2 separate regions of the Homo sapiens genome follow, and region 2 is linked to region 1. Evidence: chromatin loops called from intact Hi-C (ENCODE). Cell type or tissue: heart right ventricle. All regions are shown on one strand. Each heading gives the region's core, and the rest is flanking DNA. Links, peaks and the distances in the headings are about the cores only.

Evidence for each region. A loop is a pair of places that touch in the nucleus more often than their neighbours do. Peaks named below come from ENCODE experiments on the same cell type or tissue, not always from the same donor. Only the 100,000 strongest peaks of a DNase experiment are listed, where the experiment ranks them.
Region 2: it touches region 1 in a loop (12-fold over the local background); 98 of 110 quality-filtered maps call a loop at or near these places.

Annotation. Positions count from the first base shown.
Region 1 is chr16:8,876,654-8,884,249 of GRCh38, reverse strand. It overlaps LITAFD (LITAF domain containing), which reads right to left and starts at 1,899. Exons shown (of 4, transcript NM_001395433.1): 1 at 1,740-1,899; 2 at 964-1,040. RefSeq lists enhancers at 1,262-1,762, 3,810-4,099 and a silencer at 6,209-6,324. In heart right ventricle, for the core only: CTCF peaks have their summits at 3,612 and 3,815 (motif pointing right); a DNase peak (open chromatin) is centred at 3,809; H3K27me3 peaks cover 225 bases.
Region 2 is chr16:8,565,042-8,572,637 of GRCh38, reverse strand. It overlaps TMEM114 (transmembrane protein 114), which reads left to right. Exons shown (of 4, transcript NM_001146336.2): 3 at 414-551; 4 at 2,633-3,138. The coding sequence ends at 2,865. Among named protein-coding and RNA genes, the nearest start is that of TMEM114, 22 kb to the left of the region's middle. In heart right ventricle, for the core only: CTCF peaks have their summits at 4,594 and 4,817 (motif pointing left); a DNase peak (open chromatin) is centred at 4,757; H3K27ac peaks cover 183 bases; H3K27me3 peaks cover 472 bases.

The DNA of each region.
Region 1 (7,596 bases), core at 1,689-6,688:
GGCTGTCGGTGCTCACCTGAGATGGGGAGATGCTGGGATCTGGAGACTGGGGACCTGATATGTGGGGGTGTGGTGTGGCTCCCCCACCCCGGTTTGGAGGAAACTAAGGAAAGAAGTGTTCTTAGCTGGAAGTGGGGTTTCCAGTGGGCTCTAAGGGTGCTTTTTTCTTTTTTCTTTTTATTTTGGAGACGGAGTCTCACTCTGTCGTCCAGGCTGGAGTGCAGTGGTGCGATCTCAGCTCACTGCAACCTCCGCCTCCCGGGTTCAAGCGATTCTCCTGCCTCAGCCTCCTGAGTAGCTGGGACTATAGACATGTGCCATCACACCCGGCTTATTTTTGTATTTTTAGTAGAGATGGGGTTTTGCCATGTTGGCCAAGCTGGTCTTGAACTCCTGACCTCATGCGATCCACCTGCCTTGGCCTCCCAAAGTTCTGGGATTACAGGCCTGAGCCACCGCACCTGACCTAAAGGGTGCTTTTCAATGGTGACGTCATCTTCACTGTGCCCTCCAGGAATCTATCCAACCCAGCAGTTCTGAATCTGGAGACTGCCTGAGAATTCCTTGGAAAATTTGTTTAAATTCCCAAAACCCAGGCCCCACCTGGGGGGCTCGGCCTTCCCCTCCTCTGTGGCCTGAGGGGTGGTGTGTTTGCAGAGTAGAGAACGGGAGTCTACTCCATAAAAATTTCCTGAGTGCCTACTGTATACAGGCCCCATCCACCAGTGATTTCCCTCTGGAGAGAGATGCTTCGGTGGCCACTGGCAACACAGCCAGCATGGGAGCAGGGGCAGCTGGCCAGCTGCGGGGTCCCACAGCTACGGGGTCAGGGGAGGAGAACTTGCCAGAGGATGTGCTGTTTGGGCAGAGTCTTGGTCAGAGGTCAGGAAAGAGAATATTCTGGGCAGCTCCGAGCAGGGGACAGAAAGCGACAAGGGAAGGCCGGCAGGGGCACTCACCTACCTGAACAACTTGGGGGCCTTCAAAGTACATCTGGTGAGGAGGACCATAGGGAGGAGGGGGACCAGCAGGATAAGGATCTTTAGGAGAGAGAAAGAAAAGCACCCTCAGATCAGTGGGCTCACTGTATGCCAGGGACTTAGCTCAAAACTTAGGCCCGGATGCAGTGGCTCACACCTGTAATCCCAACACTTTGGGAGGCCAAGGCAGCAGAGCACCCGAGATCAGGAGTTCGAGACCAGTCTGGCCAACATGGTGAAACCCCATCTCAACTACAAATACAAAAATTAGCCGGGCACAGTGGCGCACGCCTGTAATCCCAGCTACTCGGGATGCCGAGGCAGGAGAATCACTTGGAAAACAGATTCTGAAAGATTCGGTAACTTTCCCAATTCCACACCAACATGGCCAGGCAGCCCCAGGGCCAGGACAGCCTCTGCCTCCTGCTGCCTCCACGCTCAGCCTCGGTTGTCTCTGGCCACGGGCAGGAGCGTCATACCTGATGTGGGGGAGTCATTAGTCTCATTTGGCGACTTCCTTGCAACACTTTAAGGGAGAGTACAGCACGTTGAAAGCCCCACTGCCCAATGGTCTCTATTGGGTTCCGTGGCCCCCTGATTGGTGGGGACAGTAGGATTTCGGGGAAGGGTGGTGAGGACTGAGGGCAGCCCCCAGCTCAGCACAGGGACCCTCGTCTCCTCTCTGCTTCCTGCGGTCTCCAGAGTAGACTTCTTCCCGGTCCCTGCCAGCCCTGGCCCCTGAATGAGGGGAGCCCTCACCCGGGGATGATTCCATCCTGGTGCTCTGGAGGGCCTCTGTCCCAGCAACAGTGCCTGGGCAGCACCGTGTTCTGAGCTCCGAGTGCTCATGTGCTTATTTCTAGGAATTCTCATGAGGAGGCCCGGTTGCCAGGAGGTGTGAGGAGCTGGGGCCACACCTGTCCACCTCTTGCTGGGCCTGGCTCCAGTAGAACAGCCATTGTGATGTGTGCCTTCACTGTGGCCTCATCCTCACTTCCTGCAGGAGGAGGGCAGGGGCTTCCCGTGGGCATGGCTTGAACAGCCTTTGGAGATGGCCCTGCTCCATGTTTCCACGGCCCCACATGGTGGGTGGGTGGGAGATTGCTGACGGCTGGGTGGGGAAACTGATCAAGGGTCTGAAATATAGTCCTGTTAGAGCCCAGCCATTCTGTTTGGAGGAATTTATCCTGAGGGAGCTAACCAGATGTATGTGAAGATCTAATTGTAGCATGTTCATGTCCTCTTAGGAATGTGGCTGGGCACGGTGGCTCACGCCTGTAATCCCAGCACTTTGGGAGGCCGAGGCAGGCAGATCACTTGAGCTCAGGAGTTTGAGACCAGCCAGGCCAACATGGTGAAACCCTGTCTCTACTAAAAATACAAAAATTAGCCGGGCGTGGTGGCACGTGTCTGTAATCCCAGCTACTCAGGAGGCTAAGGCAGAAGAATCACTTGAACCTGGAGGCAGAGTTTGCAGTGAGCCCAGATCGCGCCACTGCACTCCAGCCTGGGCAAGAAGAGTGAAACTCCATCTAAAAAAAGAAAGAAGAAATGTAGGTATGTATAGGTTCATATGTCCACACATATTCATGGTGTAAATGTGTGTGTGTTTACCTGCTCAAAAGTCCAGTCTGCCTCCTGCTTATTCAGCTTTATGAGCTTGGGCAAGGTCCCACTTTTTTCTTTTTGCCTTGAGACAGGGTCTTGCTCTGTGGCCCAGGCCAGAGTGCAGTGGCGTAATCATAGCTCACTGTACCCTCAAATTCCTGGGCTCAAGTCTTCCTCCTCACCTTAGCCTCTGGAGTAGCTGGGACTACAGGTGCTTACCACCATGCCTGGCTAATTTTTTCTTATTTTTAGTAGAGATGGGGTCTCACTATATTGCCCAGGTTGGTCTTGAACTCCTGGCCTCATGTGATCCTCTTGCCTCGGCCTCCCAAAGTGCTGGGATCGCAGGTGTGAGCCACCATGCCTGGCCCCCACCTTTCTTTAAACCTCCATCCCCTCCCTGCCTCATCTGTAAAATAGGGGTAATAAGAAGCTCATAGGGTTGTTGTGAAATCAGATGACATAACCCAGGTGAGGGGTCTGCTCTTGATGTGGTCCATGAAGCCAGCATTCTTTTTTTTTGCCTGCTTCATTTTCCCTTCATAATGAAGCCAGCATTATTATTGTAAAATGCAAATGGCTTCAATGGCTCAGAAGAGGAACTCCCAATTATAGACCTCATCCTCTGCGCCAATGGCAGGCCAAGGGCTTTACACAAGGATACAGCCAGGAAGGGCAAAGTCAGGATTAGATGCAGCTGTGGGACACCAATCTGATGCTACCCCAGATCCTTTTTTTTTTTTGAGGCGGAGTTTTGCTCTTGTTGCCCAGGCTGGAGCGCAATGGCATGATCTCGGCTCGTGGCAACCTCTGCTTCCCGGGTTCAAGCAATTCTCCTCCCTCAGCCTCCCAAGTAGCTGGGATTACAGGCATGTGTCACCACACTGGGCCCATTTTGTATTTTTAGTAGAGATGGGGTTTCTCCATGTTGGTCAGGCTGGTCTCAAACTCCCAACCTCAGGTGATCTGCCCGCCTCAGCCTCTCAAAGTGCTGGGATTACAGGCGTGAGCCACTGCTCCAGGCCTGGGCTTCCTGTACAGACTTGAAGTTACACATTTTGGGAAGGGTTAGGGACCGCCTCCTTCCCTGGGGATTTTGAAGCGATGGTCCCCCTAACACACGTCGGGACCCCAGGCGTGATGTCTGAACTGGGGAAGCCTTGAGGGTGAATGGATGAGGGAGCTGATGGGGGGATGCTCTCTGGCGCTGCCCTTCCCGGCCATCGCCACCAGGGGGCAGCACCGGGCTTCCATGAGTCCGCCTCAATTTCTCCCTCTTCAGGTTCTGTGCCCCAAACCCTGCCATGGGGCGAGGACTCCTCTCTCCCACCCCATAACCCACAGGCCCGGCCGGAAAAGGTGGCAAAGCCAGCCGAGGTCACACAGCACGGCTGCGGGAGAGCTGAACTAGACCCCAGGCCCTCAGCACCCAGGGCACAGTGCCCCACCAGGAAGCTGCATGGGTCAGGGCTTCTGGAAGACTGGATTTTTGTGTTTTTTTTTAAACCTCTTCATCCCCCAGGCCGGGCGCGGTGTCTCACGCTTGTAATCCCAGCACTTTGGAAGGCCGAGGCGGGCGGATCACGAGGTCAGGAGATCGAGACCATCCTGGCTAACCAGGTGAAACCCCGTCTCTACTAAAAAATAGAAAAAATTAGCCGGGCGTGGTGGCGGGCGCCTGTAGTCCCAGCTACTCGGGAGGCTGAGCCAGGAGAATGGCGTGAACCCGGGAGGCGGAGCTTGCAGTGAGCCGAGATCGCGCCACTGCACTCCAGCCTGGGCGACAGAGCGAGACTCCGTCTCAATAAAAAAACAAAACAAAACAAAAAAAAAACACCTCTTCATCCTCCAAATAAGGCCTGGCACAGAGGAGGATGAAGTTGGTCAAACTGTGGGCTCTCTCCGAGCTGTATGACTCTGAACAGGTGTCTTCTCCTCGGTGAGCCTCAGTTTCCTCCCCTGCAAAAATAATACCTTCTGCTGAGAGTGTTATGAGCTGGGCACGGTGGCTCACCCCTGTAATCCCAGCACTTTGGGAGGTCGAGGCAGACAGATCACCTGAGGTCAGGAGTTCGAGACCAGCCTGGCCAACATGGCGAAACCCTGTCTCTACAAAAATACAAAGATCACCTGGGTGTGGTGGTGCACAGCTGTAATCCCAGCTACTTGGGAGGCTGAGGCAGGAGAAGGAGGAGGTTGCAGTGAGCTGAGATTGCACTCTGGCCTGGGCAACAGAGCAAAACTCAGTCTCAAAGAAAAAAGAAAAGAACAAGAAAAAAAGATTGCTTAAATGACTGAAGAATGAAAGAAATCCATGGGTCGGGCGCAGTGGCTCAGCCTTGTAATCCAACACTTTGGGAGGCCCAGGCATGAAGATCACTTGAGGTCAGGAGTTCGAGATCAGCCTGATCAACATGGTGAAACCCCATTTCTACTAAAAGTACAAAAATTAGCCGGGTGTGGTGGCATGCACCTGTAATCCCATCTACTTGGGAGGCTGAGGCAGGAGAATCGCTTAAACCCAGGAGGCGGAGACTGCAGTGAGCCGAGATTGCACCACTCCACTCCAGCCTGGGTGACAGTGAGACTCTGTCTCAAAAAAAAAAAAAAAAAGAAAGTTATCCACGTGAAGCACTTACCTCCATACTTGGCACATGGAAAGCTTGCAGTAAGTTGGCAATTAATATTAACATATTAACAAGAACCATGACAATCAACTCAATTAGCAGAGTCACAAAGGCCAGGGCAGGGGGCAGGCCACCCAGGAATGCAATGAGCCTGGAGTTTTGGCAGCTGGGGACCTGGGGAGTCCCGTGTGGGGCCTTTCCTGCTATGTGATTTAGGGCACCGGACTCCCGTCTCTGGGCTACGCTTTCTTTTGTGCAATGAGGAAGACTCTGTGGCCAGGGCTGTTTATGGGAAAAGGAGATGGGACATTTTTTCCTTCCTACTCATCTTCTTTTCCCAGAAGGGCCCAGCTTGAGCAGAGGCGATGAGATAATAAGGAAGAAGGAATTGGAGGAATGAGCTGTACCTGTAATTATTGCACAATCCGTGTGGGGGGTTGGGTTACAGAGGGGCCTGGATTACAGAGGGGCCTGGAGATGGGGCAGTGGCTTGTTCCTGCCTGGGGAGGGGCTGGCTGCCCCCAGAACCCTGCCTTCCTCACTCTGGCTCAGCAGTGGGGTCCCATATATCTCATCTGCATGTGGACCCTGGAGTCCTAGGGTGGGGACTTGCTGGGTCATACTGGGGCATCCCCTAACCTCTCTGGGTTGAATTTCCGGTTCTGCTAACCTCCCAGACTGCCTTACCTGCCAGCTTGTGGTGGGGAGTGGATGGGTCGGGCAGGATGGGGGTGAATGAGGTATAGGGGCTGCTGTAGGCACCACCCTCCCTACTCCAGCCACATTGCTTACTCAGGGAGAGAAAAGTAGGGGGAGGAATTCTCGTTCCCAGGAACTGATGGAGGACCCCCAGCTGAAGGGAAGAGGGTGTTTCAGGGCCATTTCTTCCCCAGCAGCTGCCGTCTGTCCATCTATCCATCCCTGCGTCCCGTTCCCTCAGAGCCTGGAGGTCTGCCTGGTGGAGGAGGAAGGGCTATCTCCAGATTGAGAAAGCCTCAGGGTGTGGATGTGATGGGAGAATGTGGTTGTGTGTGCTTCCACCTGCGTGTATTTGTGTGGGAGATGTGTGTGTCGGGTGTGTGGAGTGTCTGTGTGTCAAGCAGCATTTTTTTTTTCTTTTTTAGAAACAGTCTTGTTCTTGTCACCCAGACTGGAGTGCAGTGGGGCGATCTCAGCTCACTGCAACCGCCACCTCCCAGGTTCAAGCGATTCTCCTGCCTCAGCCTCCTGAGTAGCTGGGACTACAGCCATGCACCATCACGCCTGGCTAAATTTGTGTATTTTGGTAGAGATGGGGTTTCACCATGTTGGCCAGGCTGGTCTCGAACGCCTAACCTCAAGTGATCCTCCTATCTTGGCCTCCCAATATGCTGGAATTACAGGCGTGAGCCACTGTGCCCGGCCCGCCCTCATTCTTTAACGTGCATTTATTGAGCACCTAATATATGCCAGGCACACAAAACTGAGCAAGGCAGATGAGGTGCTTACTTACCCCAAGAAGCCCACATTTTAGTGAAGGAAACAGATGCCAGACACATTCTTCTTTTTTTTTTTTTTCTTGAGATGGAGTCTTGCTCTGTCACCCAGGCTGGAGTGCAGTGGCGCAATCTCGGCAAGACTCCGTCTTGGAAAAAAAAAAAAAAAAGAAAGTGCCAAGATCCACTTGCTGTTCTGACAGGACCCCCGAGTCTACTGTGCAGAGGAACAGTGGCGGGGATTGGGCCAAAGACAGGAGGTGACTGTCCAGAAGGAAGTGGCCCTAACAGAGAGCATGGACACTGTACAGGGGAAGCAAGTGTGCCCAGAGCCTGAGGTCCCAGCCCCCTCTTCTCTGAGACCCCTGGCAGAAGGATGCTTCCTGGGGAGGGGGCTTCATCTACACGGCTTGTGGGGGGCGCAGTGGGGCAGCACAGGGGCCCAGGTTCCAGTCCTAGCCTGGCCCGCAATTGCTGCATGGTTTGGGGGGAGCTGATCCGAGCCTCATTTCCCCATCTGTAGAATGGGACAATAACTCTCCTGCCCACGTTCCCCGCAGCACCATTCACAACAGCCAAGATTAAGAAGCAATCTAAGGCTGGGCGTCGTGGCTCACACCTGTAATCCCAGCACTTTGGGAGGCTGAGGTGGGTGGGTCACCTGAGGTCAGGAGTTCGAGACCAGCCTGGCCAACATGGTGAACCCTCATCTCTACTAAAAATACAAAAATTAGCCGGGCGTGGTGGCAGATGCCTGTAATCCCAGCTACTTGGGAGGCTGAGGCAGGAGAATCGCTTCAACTTGGGAGGCGGAGGTTGCAGTGAGCCGAGATCCTGCCACTGCACTCCAGCCTGGACAACAAGAGTGAAACTCTGTCTCAAAAACAAACAAACAAACAAACAAAA
Region 2 (7,596 bases), core at 1,723-6,722, 310 kb after region 1:
ATATCAAGACTTCATCTTTACCAAAAATAAAAAAATTAGCTGGGTGTGGTTGTGCACACTTGCAGTACCAGCTACTTGGGCAGCTTAGGTGAAAGGTTTCCTTAAGCCCAGGAGGTTGAGGCTGCAGTGAGCCATGGTCGTGCCACTGTACTTCAGCCTGAGTGACAGAGCAAGACCCTGTCTCAAAAACAAAACAAACAACAAGAACAAAGCACACAGCCTTGCACGAGATGAGCCTCAACCACTGTTGTCATGGTCATCATCATCATCAGAAACAGTAGAAGTAATCGTCGTAGGGGCAGTGACAGTGTGGATTTTCCCCAGCTCTAGTAGGTGCTCGGGAAGTGTTTGTTGATTGAATGAAGGATGTTAGTAACTGTCCTCTGCCTGGTATCCTCTCTGTCTCTTCTAAGCCATGCATGGGACATTTGTGATTCTGCTGCCGCTCAGCCTGATCCTGATGGTTTTTGGGGGGATGACGGGGTTTCTGAGCTTCCTCCTCCAAGCCTACCTCCTCCTCCTGCTCACTGGAATTCTCTTCCTCTTTGGAGGTAGGTGCCCACCCTGCCTAGGGCTCTGGCTTGTGGTCTGGGGGTTGGGCAATGGGTACTGTGTATGAACCCTCAGCAAACGAGGGGGATCCCAGGGCCTCGTGGGGTTCAGTTTCCCCTTCTGGGATATCAGTTGGAAGAGATGAGTGGTTTCCAGCCCAGAATCACTTAGTCTCTGGTTCCAAGACAGGAGCAGTGCAGAGGGAGCAGCTTCCAAGAATCCTTTTCATTACTTCACCAAAGAAGCCGCATGTATTACCTTTGCCCAAACTCGTGATAGCTTCAAGCTTTAGGGCTGTGAGCTGGCAGGAGACCCTCGCTCCAGCCACCCTCGCTCTATTCTGCTGATCAGCCATTCTGATAGATACTGCTTTGATCGACTAAAAAACGGGCATGACCAGGCACAGAAAGACAAACACCTCATGATCTTTCTATGTAGAATCTAGAAGAGTCAAATTCACAGAAAGAGAGAATGGAACAGGCTGGGGGTGGGGGCAGGGGAGGGTGGGGAGATGTTGGTCAAAGAACACACAATTTCAGCTGAAAAGAAGGAAGTTCAGTGATCTATTGGGCGTCATGGTGACAGCAGTTAACAACAGCCTATTGTGTTCTTGAAAATCGCTGAGAGTAGATTTTAGTTCTCACCACACACAAAAGAAATGCTAAGTATGTGAGGCCGTGCCTGTGTTGAATAGTTTGACCGAGCCACTCCACAGTGTACACACACATATCAAATCCTCATGCTGTGTACCGTAAATACATACAATTTTTACTTGTCAATTAAACAGCAGCACACACAAAAACAAGATGAAACAAAACAACAGGTGGACAGACAATGGCTAGGTTAACACCACTGGTTGGTTTAGTGGACCAGAGGTTTTGAAAAATGGGACCTGGCACGTGGCTGGCTGCCTTAAAGGCTGTCTGTATCCCTGTGTATTTGAAATGTTCCTTTTAAAAAAAAAAAAAAGCAGTGATGACATGCTCCCTTGGAATCCACAGAGGAAAAAAAACAAAAGGGATGTCTGGAGGTGAAAATATTGCAAAGTTCTCATCTCCTCTAACCACTCACTATTATTATTACTATTAGCATTAATAGTTCACCCAGTGACAAATTCTCGAAACCAGCACTGCCTGGTAGAAGTTTCTGTGATGGTGGAGAAGTTCCCTAATCCATGCCGAGCATCGGGAGCTGCAAACCAGGCCAGGGCAGTGAGTGCTGATGGGGGACTGAGCTGTTAACTTCATTTAGATTAGTTAACTTAAATTTAAATAGCCATGTGTAACTGGTCAGTGGCTATCGTACTGGACCATGTGGCTCAAATCTAATATCTGTGGAGAACCACCGTGGGCCAGGCACCGTTCTCGGTGCTGGGGAATTGAAAATGAGCAAAACCAACAGGAGCATGTCTGCCCTCTGGACACTCACAGGCCACTGGGGGAGACAGATGTTAGTTAAATAATTACACAAACATGCCTGCAATCCCAGCACGTTAGGAGGCAGAGACAGGCGGATCACTTGAGGTCAGGAGTTTGAGACCAGTCTGGCCAATATGGTGAAACCCTGTCTCTACTAAAAATACAAACATTAGCCGGGCGCGGTGGCGGGCATCTGTATTCCCAGCTACTCAGGAGGCTGAGGCAGGAGAATAGCTTGAACCCGGGAGGTGGAGGTTGCAGCAAGCTGAGATCGCAGCAAGCTGAGATCGCACCGCTGCACTCCAGCCTGGGCGACAGAGCGAGACTCTGTCTAAAAAAAAATTACACAAAAGAATGCAAAGTTGCAATTGTGACCTGGGCAGTGATGGGCAGCTGTATGGTGCTGTGGAATCACTGCTCAGGCAAGTCCAGGAATCGAAGCGTGAGCTGCCATGTGTGGGAAGGGTAGGAGTTGCCGATGACAGGCAGAGAAGCAGGGGTGAATGCACCCAGCGGGGAGACTAGCACGCGCAAAGGTCCCGCAGCAGGAAGGAGCGAGGACGCTGGACGCTGAGCAGCGTGGCTGGGCAGGGCGAGGAGGAGGAGGGGAGTGCTGGGGCGGGGTGGGGGATTGATCTGCTCTCCCTTTGCCCTCCCTGCAGCCATGGTGACCCTCGCTGGGATCAGCGTCTACATAGCGTATTCAGCCGCCGCCTTCCGGGAGGCGCTGTGTCTCTTGGAGGAGAAGGCCCTCCTGGACCAGGTGGACATCAGCTTCGGCTGGTCCCTGGCCCTGGGCTGGATCAGCTTCATCGCCGAGCTGCTCACCGGGGCAGCCTTCCTGGCAGCAGCCCGCGAGCTCAGCCTGAGACGGAGGCAGGACCAGGCCATATGAGCCTGGGCGCTGGGTCGTGGAGGGGAGGGAGGGGCTTGGCCCCGGAGCTTCACCGACCGATCTCCATCGGCTGCGGCCTCTTCTTCCTCAAAGGCCACTCGGGGAGGCCAGGCACCCCCCTCCTTCCCCCACAAATCCCCGCGGACTAAGCTTGGGGCCTGGCTGTTATCCTAGTACCTGTGTGCTTATGTCCGTGTGTGTCCGTGTGGCCTGGAGGAGCCCGAGGGAGTGCCAAACCGCTTCGCGAGAAATAAAAACGATCCTTTAATCACACACAGAGCTTTACAGATTGCAAAGTCCTCACGCCCCCTCCGACTTCATTTCCTCCTCACCCATGTCCCTTGGATCAGCTCCTTGGTGGGTCTGGGAAAGGGAGAGGGTGCCCTACCTCCTGGGCCCTGTAATGCGTTCAGCTCTCTCTGGGGAGCTCTGGCCTGGAGTTCCTTTTGCTCTAAAATAACTCTGGCATGACATGGGCTTTCTACGGGGTCAGGTTAGGTCTACAATATGAAGCTGCGAGACTCCCAAGGGGTTGGCCAATTGATAGAGCACTCTTCAAGACTAATCATACCTTTTCCGTCCTCCCCCAGAAAAATCCATCCCTCCTTTCATCCTGGTGTTCTGCCCCTGGGAATGGGCTCCCCATCCGGGTCCCCTGGGGCAGTGCTGTTCACATTTAGCGCGCCCCAGACTCTATGGGCTTGTTGATACTCTCGGGCTGATGCCACCCCCAGGGTGTCTGAGCCAGGAGGCCTGGGTGAAGCCCAAAAACTCACATTTCTAAGTGGCTTCCAGGCGATGCCGAGGCTTCTGGCCCAGAGCCACTGTTTGCATAAATGCCGAGGTGGGGCGTTTATTAAGTGACAGAGAAGGGTTGTCATCTTGCTGCTCTTAGAATCACCTGGGTATCTTCCAAAAATCCTGCTGCTGTCTACATCCTTGATCTGATATTCTCTAGGGCTGGTGTCCAGGCATCAGTGTTTTTTAAGAGCTCTCCAGCCTATTCTAACCCAAAACCATGGCTGAGATTCTGTTCCTGCAAGATTCCAAGTCATGAGATGTAGGGGAGGGCCCGAGGAGCCTTTGGCTTAGGAAACTCTGGGAGGTGCTGATGGTTTGGGGAATACTGGTGTGGATTAAAAGATGACAACACGATTATCAACAATATGGCATCATCGTCTTCATCATGACATCATCATCACCATGACGTCAACACTGTCATCATCATAGCTGACACCCACTGAGTACTTTCTATGCACCTGTGCTATTCTCCATGCCAGTCGGTCAGTCAGTCATTCAACAAACATCATGACATCATCACCACCATGCCATGACATCACCACCACAACGACATGACACCACCATGACATCAGCATTGTCATCATTATAGCTGACATCCACATCTATGCACCTGTGCTATTCTCCACGCCAGTCGGTCAGTCAGTCATTCAACAAACACTCAAAGGAAGGCCAGTACACACCAGCAACTGGGGGGGCAATGACTCCTCCAGACCCAGACCTTGCTCTCTGGGGTGCCACATGATTGAGGAGAGAGAGGCATATGAAATACGTAGCCCGTGGTGAGGACTAGGAGATAAGCAAAGCAGGGTACAGATGAGGAAACTGAGGCACTGGCAGGTTAACATAACTGGACTAAGGGCATAAGGAGAGAAAGGGACGCAACTGGGAGTAAACTTCAGAACTGCCTGATCCCAAGATGGTCCTCCCCCTACTTCCACCAACGCCTGCACTTCTTTACTGGCTGTCTGCTCCTTTCAGGACGTTGCTGCGACGTCCCTGTCTAATCCGGAAAGGCGCAAAAGGAGTGGGTTACTCACATGGCCACATGGGGCTAAATGAGCGCTGTTGGAAAATCAGTTACAATGCTGGGGAAAACAAAGTTTTTGCAAAGTGAGGGCAACCATGCTACCGAAAGGGCGGTCTCTGCTTCCACCTGCTGGTCGTATTGTGGAACTGCTCCAGAGGCAGGATTTGATCCCCAAATTCGTCAAGAGACACGTTTTCAGCCCTCCTAGCGCCCAAGTGCTGGATTAAATACTGCAGGGCCAGAGTTCTCAGCTGGGGCGATTCTCTCCCCCACCTGACATTTGGCAGTGTTTGGAGACAGTTTTGGTTGTTCTTAGTGCGTGTGGGGAGTGGTATTACCGGCAGCTCCAGTGGGAAGAGGCCAGGGATGCTCCTCGCATCCTATGATGCTCAGGACATCTGGTCCCACACGTCCACCTTGGGACATGCTGAGACACTCTGCTAAGCGAGCAATAATGGACAATAACAAACCAAAACATGTGTGCACCTCAGGAACTGACAACACAGAATAAGCTCATTCATTCGCCCATCCATTCATGCATTTGATAAATGCTTGCCAGATACCTACAGTGTCAGAGACTGTTCCAGGGCCTGGGGACACATTCATGGGGGTGGCCAAGAAAATCTCCACCCTTCCTAGCTCACATGGGAACAGATGATAAACCCATGAACCAATAATCTATCTGAGAGATTCAGACAGTGATTAGTGTTATGAAGAAAACAAAACAGGGTGATGAGGCCGGGCGCCATGGCTCATGCCTGTAATCCCAGCACTTTGGGATGCCAAGACAGGCAGGTCACCTGAGGTCAGGAGTTCGAAACTAGCCTGGCCAACATGGTGAAACCCCATCTCTACTAAAAATACAAAAAAAAAAAAAATAGCCAGCTGTGGTAACACGCGCCTGTAATCCCAGCTACTTGGGAGGCTAAGGCAGGAGAATCACTTGAACCCAGGAGGTGGAGGTTACAGTGAGCCGAGATCGCACCATTGCGCTCCAGCCTGGGTGACAGAGTGAGACTCCATCTCAAAAAAAAAAAAAAAAAAAAACCAGGGTGATGGGATGAAAGGTGTCTGGTAGAGATGTGACTCCAGGAAGGACAATTAGAAAGGGCTTCTTGGAGGAGGTGACATTGTGCTGAGACCCGCATGAAGAACCTGTAGGTAGGGAAACTGCAGACCAGGCAGGTGACAGCAGACGCAAAGGCCCTGAGGTGGGAAGAAGCTTCTGTGTTAGAGGGAAATGAAGAGGGAGGGTTGATGGAGAGAAATAGGAGGTGAAGGTAGAGGCAGGGAGAGAGAAGGCAGTGGGCGATGCCCATGGCCCGTGGTAAGGAGGTGCTGATGATTAAGTGGGGTTGGGATGCTGTTCCATTCTGTTCTGTTCTGTTCTATCCTGATCCATTCTGATCTGTTCTATTCTGATCCATTCTGTTGTGTTCTGATCCATTCTGATCTGTTCTATTCTGATCCATTCTGTTGTGTTCTGATCCATTCTGATCTGTTCTCTTCTATTCTGATCCATCATTCTATTCTGACCTGTTCTGTTCTATTCTGATTTTTTTTTTTTTGAGACTGCGTCTAGCTCTGTCACCCAGGCTGGGGTGCAATGGCTCAATCTCGGCTCACTCCAACCTCTGCCTCCCAGGTGCAAGTGATTCTCCTGCCTCAGCCTCCCCAGTAGCTGGGACTACAGGCACGCACCACCATGCACCATGCCTGGCTAATTTTTTGTATTTTTAGTAGAAATGCGGTTTTACAGTGTTAGCCAGGATGGTCTCGATCTCCTGAGCTCATGATCCACCTACCTTGGCCTCCCAAAGTGCTGGGATTACAGGCGTGAGCCACCGTGCCTGGCCCGATCCATTCTGTTTCGATCTGTCCTGCCGTATTTTAATCCATTGGATTGGTTCTGTTCTATTCTGATCCATTTTGTTCTGATCTGTTCTGTTCCATTCTGTCTTGTCCTCTCCTCTTCTATTTTCTTATTCCACTTGGACTCTCTCTTGAGAGTGATATGCCTTTAAGACAGTGGTTCTCAACCCTGGCTCTACATTAGCATCACGTGGGGGTCCTATTTAAAAAACAACCAGTTGCTAGCACTGGGGCCCCAATGGAGCCAAATGCAATCAGACCCTCGAGGGCGGACCTGGGCATTGTTATGTTCACAAAGTTCCCCAGGTGATTCTGCTGTGCAGGGGAGGTAAGAACCACTGCTCTAAGACCCTTAGGTCTGTTGTGTGAACGGACCGGCCTGCAGGGGTGAGAGTGGTTGCAGGAAGTACAGGGAGGGGCCTCCCAGGGCCAGATGAGAGGAGAAAGAACTCGGAGCAGGTGGAGGTGTGGTCAGATCCAGGTGTGCTGGACTAACCGGGGGTTAGAGGAGGGGATTTATACTCATGAGAAGGTAAACAGGAGGAGGAAGTGGGACTACGGCGCGTGTCCCTTTGCTGGGGAGGCTCAGCCACGATTTGTCCCCTCAGGTCCAGACCTGGCTGGAACCCCTGGCAAACAACTGGCCGCTCTCTTTCTCTCAGAGAAGGCGCTCTATCTGGCAAAGAAGATCCATTCATTTATTCACTCATTCATTTATTCACTTGCCACCCACCCATCCATTCATTTACTCACTCATTGCTTCACTTATTTATATATTCATGCACGCATTCAGTCTTTGTTCATTCATAAGTTCACTTGCTTATACCTGTCCCATGCTTCATTCATTCACTCACTTATTCATTTATTCATACATTTTCCCATTAATCAATTCACTCATCCATCCATGCATCCATCCACCCATCCATCATTATCCATCCATTTGCTTACCCACTCACTCACTCACTTATTCACTCAGTCATTAATTTACTCATTCACTCACTCACTCATTCACTCACTCACTCACTCATTCA